Linked DNA regions of Mus musculus: region 1 is linked to region 2. A link is a loop called in an ENCODE intact Hi-C map of the cell type or tissue named here. Cell type or tissue: left cerebral cortex. All regions are shown on one strand. Links, peaks and the distances in the headings refer to the core of each region. The heading gives the core; the rest is flanking DNA.

Region 1 (2,928 bases), core at 211-2,710, 1.5 Mb after region 2:
AACTCTCTACTGAAACCTCTTATGCCAGGTCCACAAAATTCAAATCACTTTCCATAACAAAGTTCTACTTCATGTGAAGGCTGCTAGCAGAATACTCATCACATCCAGGCAGCTAGTATGAGGGTATTAAAGCCCGCCCCACCACACACAGTGACACACCTACTCCAAGAAGGCCACATCTCCTAATAGTGCCACTCCCTGGGCCAAGGATTGACAAGTCATCACAGTGTGATGTTATACAATTTGTGAATTTCATATACCTCCCAAACTTCCAAAGAGCAGGGACCATTTGGTTTTGACCAGCTATTCAATTTCTAGTCCACAGAATTTGGCTGTGTAATAGAAGCCTAATAACGTTTCACACGAATAAAAGAAAGGAAAAAAGTAAGAAGAATTAAGATTTTATTATGAGCTCATGTGCTCTGGTATTCCAGGCACTATTGGGAAAGAATTTGGAGGGAGAAAAGGGAGGAGCAAATGATATAATTTTCTTATAATCTCAAATTAAAAGGCAATAAAAGTGTATCTATAGCCTTCTCTATACCCCTGATGGTGTGGTATGTTGTTAATGTAACAAGGACATTTTGTGAGAATCATGTTTGTAAATACCATCATCAAAAAGGATTTCTTGAATTAATGTATTTATAGTCAACTGTTGAACAGAGGATGATCTTGAAATGGCACACGGTCTCTCAGTGCCTCTTTCTTACCCTTACACACTCCTTAATTGATTTATCATATAATAACTCAAAATCTCCACTGAACAGCATCCTTCATGCCCAAAATGGGTTGTCACCTCTCGTATATTTTATTTATGTTTTCAAATAACAAAATACAATCCCAGTTTTGCACAATCTTGTGCCCTTTTTGTTCTTGCTGTAAATATAGGTACTCCTCCTTTGACATTTCCATACGTTTATTAGCCCTGCTTCTGTTCTGGACTCTGACTCTGCCTCTCTCTCTCTCTCTCTCTCTCTCTCTCTCTCTCTCTCTCTCTCTCTCTCTCTCTCTCTCTCTCTCTCTGCCTGACCCAATTTCTTTTCTGATTTTGTTTCCTGCATCCTCCTCTATTCCCTGATGGAAAGAGATTCTCACCCCATCTCAAGCATTTATGACTTGCCGGTTTTAGTAAGGCCACAGGGCAACCATGTCATCTTCTTTTGGAAAAGGAACATATACCAAAGCTGTAGCCTAGCCCTGGAGAGGAATACCAAATTTGAACGGAGGCGACCTAGGCTGCTCTCTTCTCTAACATCACGCAATTCATTGCTGCTAGCGTGATTTCAGCCCAGGCATCAAGAGGAAAATATGCCTTGGGGTGTTCCCTGCTCTATCCTTCTTTATGCTTTTATTTTCAAATAGTATAGACGCCCCCAAGCTACATTATAGCTCCTCCAAATCCTTATGAAAACGAAATATCGTTTTTCTTCCTATAAAGTCTCTTCGATGAAAAGGTTATGCTTTGTTTACTTTCATTTCTGAAGGCTCCTACTGCTAGCATCAGCGAGGTAGAAATAAATGTGTCCAAACAAAATGTCTTATTGGGAAGGCGGGCTAGATTTACGATCCGTTTCTGTGACCGTGCTGCCCTCTAGCGATCACGAGGCGGTTATTTTCCTTCAATTTATGACAACTTAAATGAAAGTTGTGACTCCTCGAATGATGGGATTGACTTAGGAACAGCATTGCAATGAGAATATTCGTGTTGTTGTAAGCCATAGCTGCGCTCAAAGAAGCAAAGAGGGAGATTTTTTTTTTGGCACAAATAAGAATTCCATCAAATGTTTTGAAACAATAATCCTGGTCATCATGACTTTACTGGAAAAGAGTCTGAGGTTGAGCAGATAGTTATGGGCAAAGTTGTGGCATAGAGCATTGTGGAGGCCTCTCTGTAAGTTAGTGAGTCTGAAAGGGTCTTTTGTGGTTATGCCTGTCAGGAAACCCATAGGCTAGATCGATTTCTTCCTTTGGAGTCTCTCTCCTCTGTTGTTGTTGGAAGGAAGGAAGCAACTCTGTTTTGGTCACCAACTGTAGTTTTTGCCTTTCCCATTTCAATCTTATTTTCAAGCTCTATTTGAGGATTTGGTTCTGTTGTTACTAAAGTATGGCTGTTATAAGGTCTATATTCAGAAATAAATAATTACACTTTAAGTAGTAAATAACAGTGTGTGTTGATAACTTTGTAGGCTATGAATACATTTTTAAAAAATTTTTGTAAGATACATTCACTGATATTTTCAATTGCCATTCCCTTTGATCTCTTTCTCTGTCTCTCTGTCTCTGTCTCTGTCTCTGTCTCTGTCTCTGTCTCTGTCTCTGTCTCTCTCTCTCTCTCTCTCTCTCTCTCTCTTCCTTCCCTCATTGTCCTGTGTGTTTGTGTATGTATGTGTTCCTGTGCATATATGAATCAACTTCAAATATTTTTCCTCAGGAACTATTCACATTCTTGAGCCAGGGCCTCACCCTGGCTTGGAACCATGGTGTAGGCTAGGTTGACCAGTAAGCCCTAAGCATCCACTTGTCTCCAACCCACTAGAATTACAAATATGTACTACTGCATTGAGCTTTGTTATTGCTTTGCTTCTATAGGTTGATTTTTAGGTTTTTTTTTTTTTTAGAATTTCTTTGAGTTCAAATTCTACTCTCCCCTTTGTTCAAATTAACCTTGAAGTCTTTCTTCCTCAATAATTCTATGGGAAAGTCTGTGGACTATGCTGTTAAATGCATCAGAACTCAACCTTTTCTTAATGTGTCACACAATTGACCTCTTGACCTACACACCCAATCTCTGGTTTGTAGTGTTAAGCCTTCAGCTGGTTTCCCTGAGGCCACAGCTCCTCTCCCACTTAGAGTGCACGAGCCTCGGCAGTTCCTCAGAAATAAATGGACAATACACCATTCCTCCTCACAAACATTTCAAATGCCTTC
Region 2 (2,928 bases), core at 335-2,834:
CTATACTTCATGTTTTATATAAAATATTAATGAGATAAATATTTAATGATAGAGACAGAGAAGTAGAAAAATTAGATCATATTCAGTTGCATTTAGAAAACAGGCTGATTTATGTGCCATCCAGTTACATCTATAAGATAAATGGAGAATCCAATAATTAAGTGAACAAAAATCATAATCTTTCTTACTTGCTTTGTATTTATTCTAGCGTTTCAGTGCAACTTAAAATAGGCTTAAAAAGAGATCAAAGTGAAGACTAGAGACTGTGTGTGCGCCATTGTCATTCTGTATTAATTACTTTAATTCTGTATATTATTTACCTATAGGTGATTATCTAAGTACAGTGTACAGGTTTTCTGACACAAAAATGTATAATTATAACTTTTAAGATCAGATTTCAATGCATACACACACACACACACACACACACATACAGGTTTAATATTTTAAACAAATAAGTTAAATTTACAAAAAAGTTTATTTGCATGAAAATTAATTTTATATCTTAAACTTTTCTATGAATTGGTAAAAATAGAATATATTTTAACTGGAAAGAGAAATAAAAGAGAGAAGAAAAGCAGAAGAGAAATACTTAATTGTAATGTTAGTCTATAATAAATGAACCTTTGGACCATAATTTCATTTTAACACATTGGGAGTAACATGCTATCTATGTACATATGTATGTTTGCCCATGTGTGTGCTTGCTTGAATGTCTGTGTACGTGTGTGTGGGTTAGTGAATATTAAGGTAGTGCTCACAGATGCCAGAAGAGGGCAGTGGTAATGGATATCAGGGCAGCTGAAATTATAGGCATTTACAAGCTGACTTGAGTGATGAGGACCAAACTGGGTCCTCTCCAAGGACCAGTGCTTATTTGCTAAGTCATAATTCCAGCCCATAAACAATATGCCTTAGGTTTAAATAATCACATATGTATACTTAGAGAGGATTTAAGGAACATCCAGGATGTAATTAATCCTATGTGAAAAATCAATCACATGATCTGGAGTAATATGTGTGTTCTTTGCAAATTAAATACAAACTGCATGTCATTTCTTGAATACTAAATTTAGCATTAACACATACCAGAGTAAAACATGTTCTTCCAATAATTTGATATTTCATCAAGAAAAAAAATACACTTTTCACTTTAAAATATACTTCTTGACTTCCAGCTGTGACAGTCATTTTGCATTGTTGAGTTCCAACGAACAAAAAATATTTTAAGTTTAAAGTACGTAAAGAAGCAAAACCACTATAAGAATATGGCTTTTAATTTTTAGTAACTGTAATATGTGTATATGTTGGAATATAAAGAATACGGAGGCTAAATTATTTCTTAGAAAACTGATATAATTTTGTATTTCAAGCAAGTACATTTCCCTCAGTTTTATTACCATACCTTCCTGCTATATATTTCCCAAGAGCTGAAATCACTGCAGTATTTAATTGCCTGACAATTATTTCAGTTACATCAATTTTGTGGTTAAACTAATTATTTATATTATCAAAACAAATCAGCACTAGAGGCTAATTAGACTAGAGAAACCATCCTACACTGTTTCTCATCTTACATATTAATAAGGTTTGGGTTAATACTAACTTTGCAAGAGATGAGCATATCCTTCAGGTGATAATTTACAGACAGAACTTAGGAATTCAAAGGAGCTTGAAATCACTTTAACCAGTCTCACGTTGAACAGTGAAGAATATTAAATTGCAGCATTCTGCATCATGCTGAAGCAAAAGACTGGTCCATTACCTAGTTATCCACAAGATGGCAGCTCTGGTCATTTGGCCACTAATGCCTTTATTGCGATCCTGTTTTTGTTAATAATAAAATAGAAAGTATGTGAATAGCATAGGTATAAATGTTCCTAAGATTTCTCAACTTCAGAATAGTAAAACAAGTTATTTATATCACCTTAAAATATGCGATTTCGAAATACCGAAAACTATCTGATTTAATTTACAATTTTTTATTATAAGTAATTTTGGAATCCACTCTCCTTAAAAGTTATTGCTTTTCTTCAATTTTGTTTCAAAACAAGGAATTGCTTTAAAATGCAAAGTTAGTATTAAGACAAATGAAGAAACCCTGACTGCAGCAGTTTTACCTCATGGAGACAGAGACATAAAAACCACATTTTCCAGCTAGTAAGTTCTAGATATGGTTTATTTTCAATAGGAGCATGTATTTACTGAGAGCACCTGAATTCCCTTATAATGCTTAATAATTTCCACAGCCACTATTTTTCTTACATCTACCCCAAATCTCCTTGGTTTAGAGTGTGAGTATATTATTGTTATCTTTGTTTTGGGTGCAGGCACATATTTTGGAAACATTTGGAATTATTGGGGCACATCACATTTCTTGTCAGATAATGGGTAATAAGAAGATACTTATTGTGTTTGCCTGTCAGTAAGTTTTATTTTAGGAAAAATTGAAATAACTTTAAAGGAGTGGCAAAGGTATGAAAATCCGCATATCTGAAGGCAAGGCTCCAATGCAATTTCAATGCACACTGTGTTATAACACACACGATGATAGCACACTTACCCTATGTTAAGGTATATTTTGGGTATCTTAGCTGATAATGAAAACTAAAATTCATAGATACACAGACTTGTTCTTATCATGTTTTGGAGCAAGCATGTCTCCTGTGTTCATATCCTCCTCCTTTGTTAAGTGTATTTTGTTTCACATATATTTTTGTAGAAATTTTTACCAATGTTATGTTTTATTTTCCATCTCAGTTGGTGTTCTGTATATGTGTCACGCTATTCAAAATTGATAAAAATCATAGCTTTCTTTATCTGTCTTGACCAAGTACAGTGATATCAGCCTCATAAAAATTCGACATTTATACTTAATGAGAATTAATTAATTGAAATTACTGTATATTCTACAAAAGAAATGGTCTA

What was found. A loop is a pair of places that touch in the nucleus more often than their neighbours do. Peaks named below come from ENCODE experiments on the same cell type or tissue, not always from the same donor. Only the 100,000 strongest peaks of a DNase experiment are listed, where the experiment ranks them.
Region 1: a loop joins it to region 2, with 5 times the contacts of the local background. A loop is called at or near these places in 3 of 42 quality-filtered maps.

Annotation. Positions count from the first base shown.
Region 1 is chr10:100,628,586-100,631,513 of GRCm38, reverse strand. No RefSeq gene overlaps it. Among named protein-coding and RNA genes, the nearest start is that of 1700017N19Rik, 38 kb to the right of the region's middle. In left cerebral cortex, for the core only: a CTCF peak has its summit at 1,582 (motif pointing left); a DNase peak (open chromatin) is centred at 1,570; H3K4me3 peaks cover 460 bases; H3K27ac peaks cover 388 bases.
Region 2 is chr10:102,153,907-102,156,834 of GRCm38, reverse strand. It overlaps a transcript of Mgat4c not described here. Among named protein-coding and RNA genes, the nearest start is that of Mgat4c, 220 kb to the left of the region's middle. In left cerebral cortex, for the core only: CTCF peaks have their summits at 771 (motif pointing right) and 1,766 (motif pointing right); DNase peaks (open chromatin) are centred at 766 and 1,742.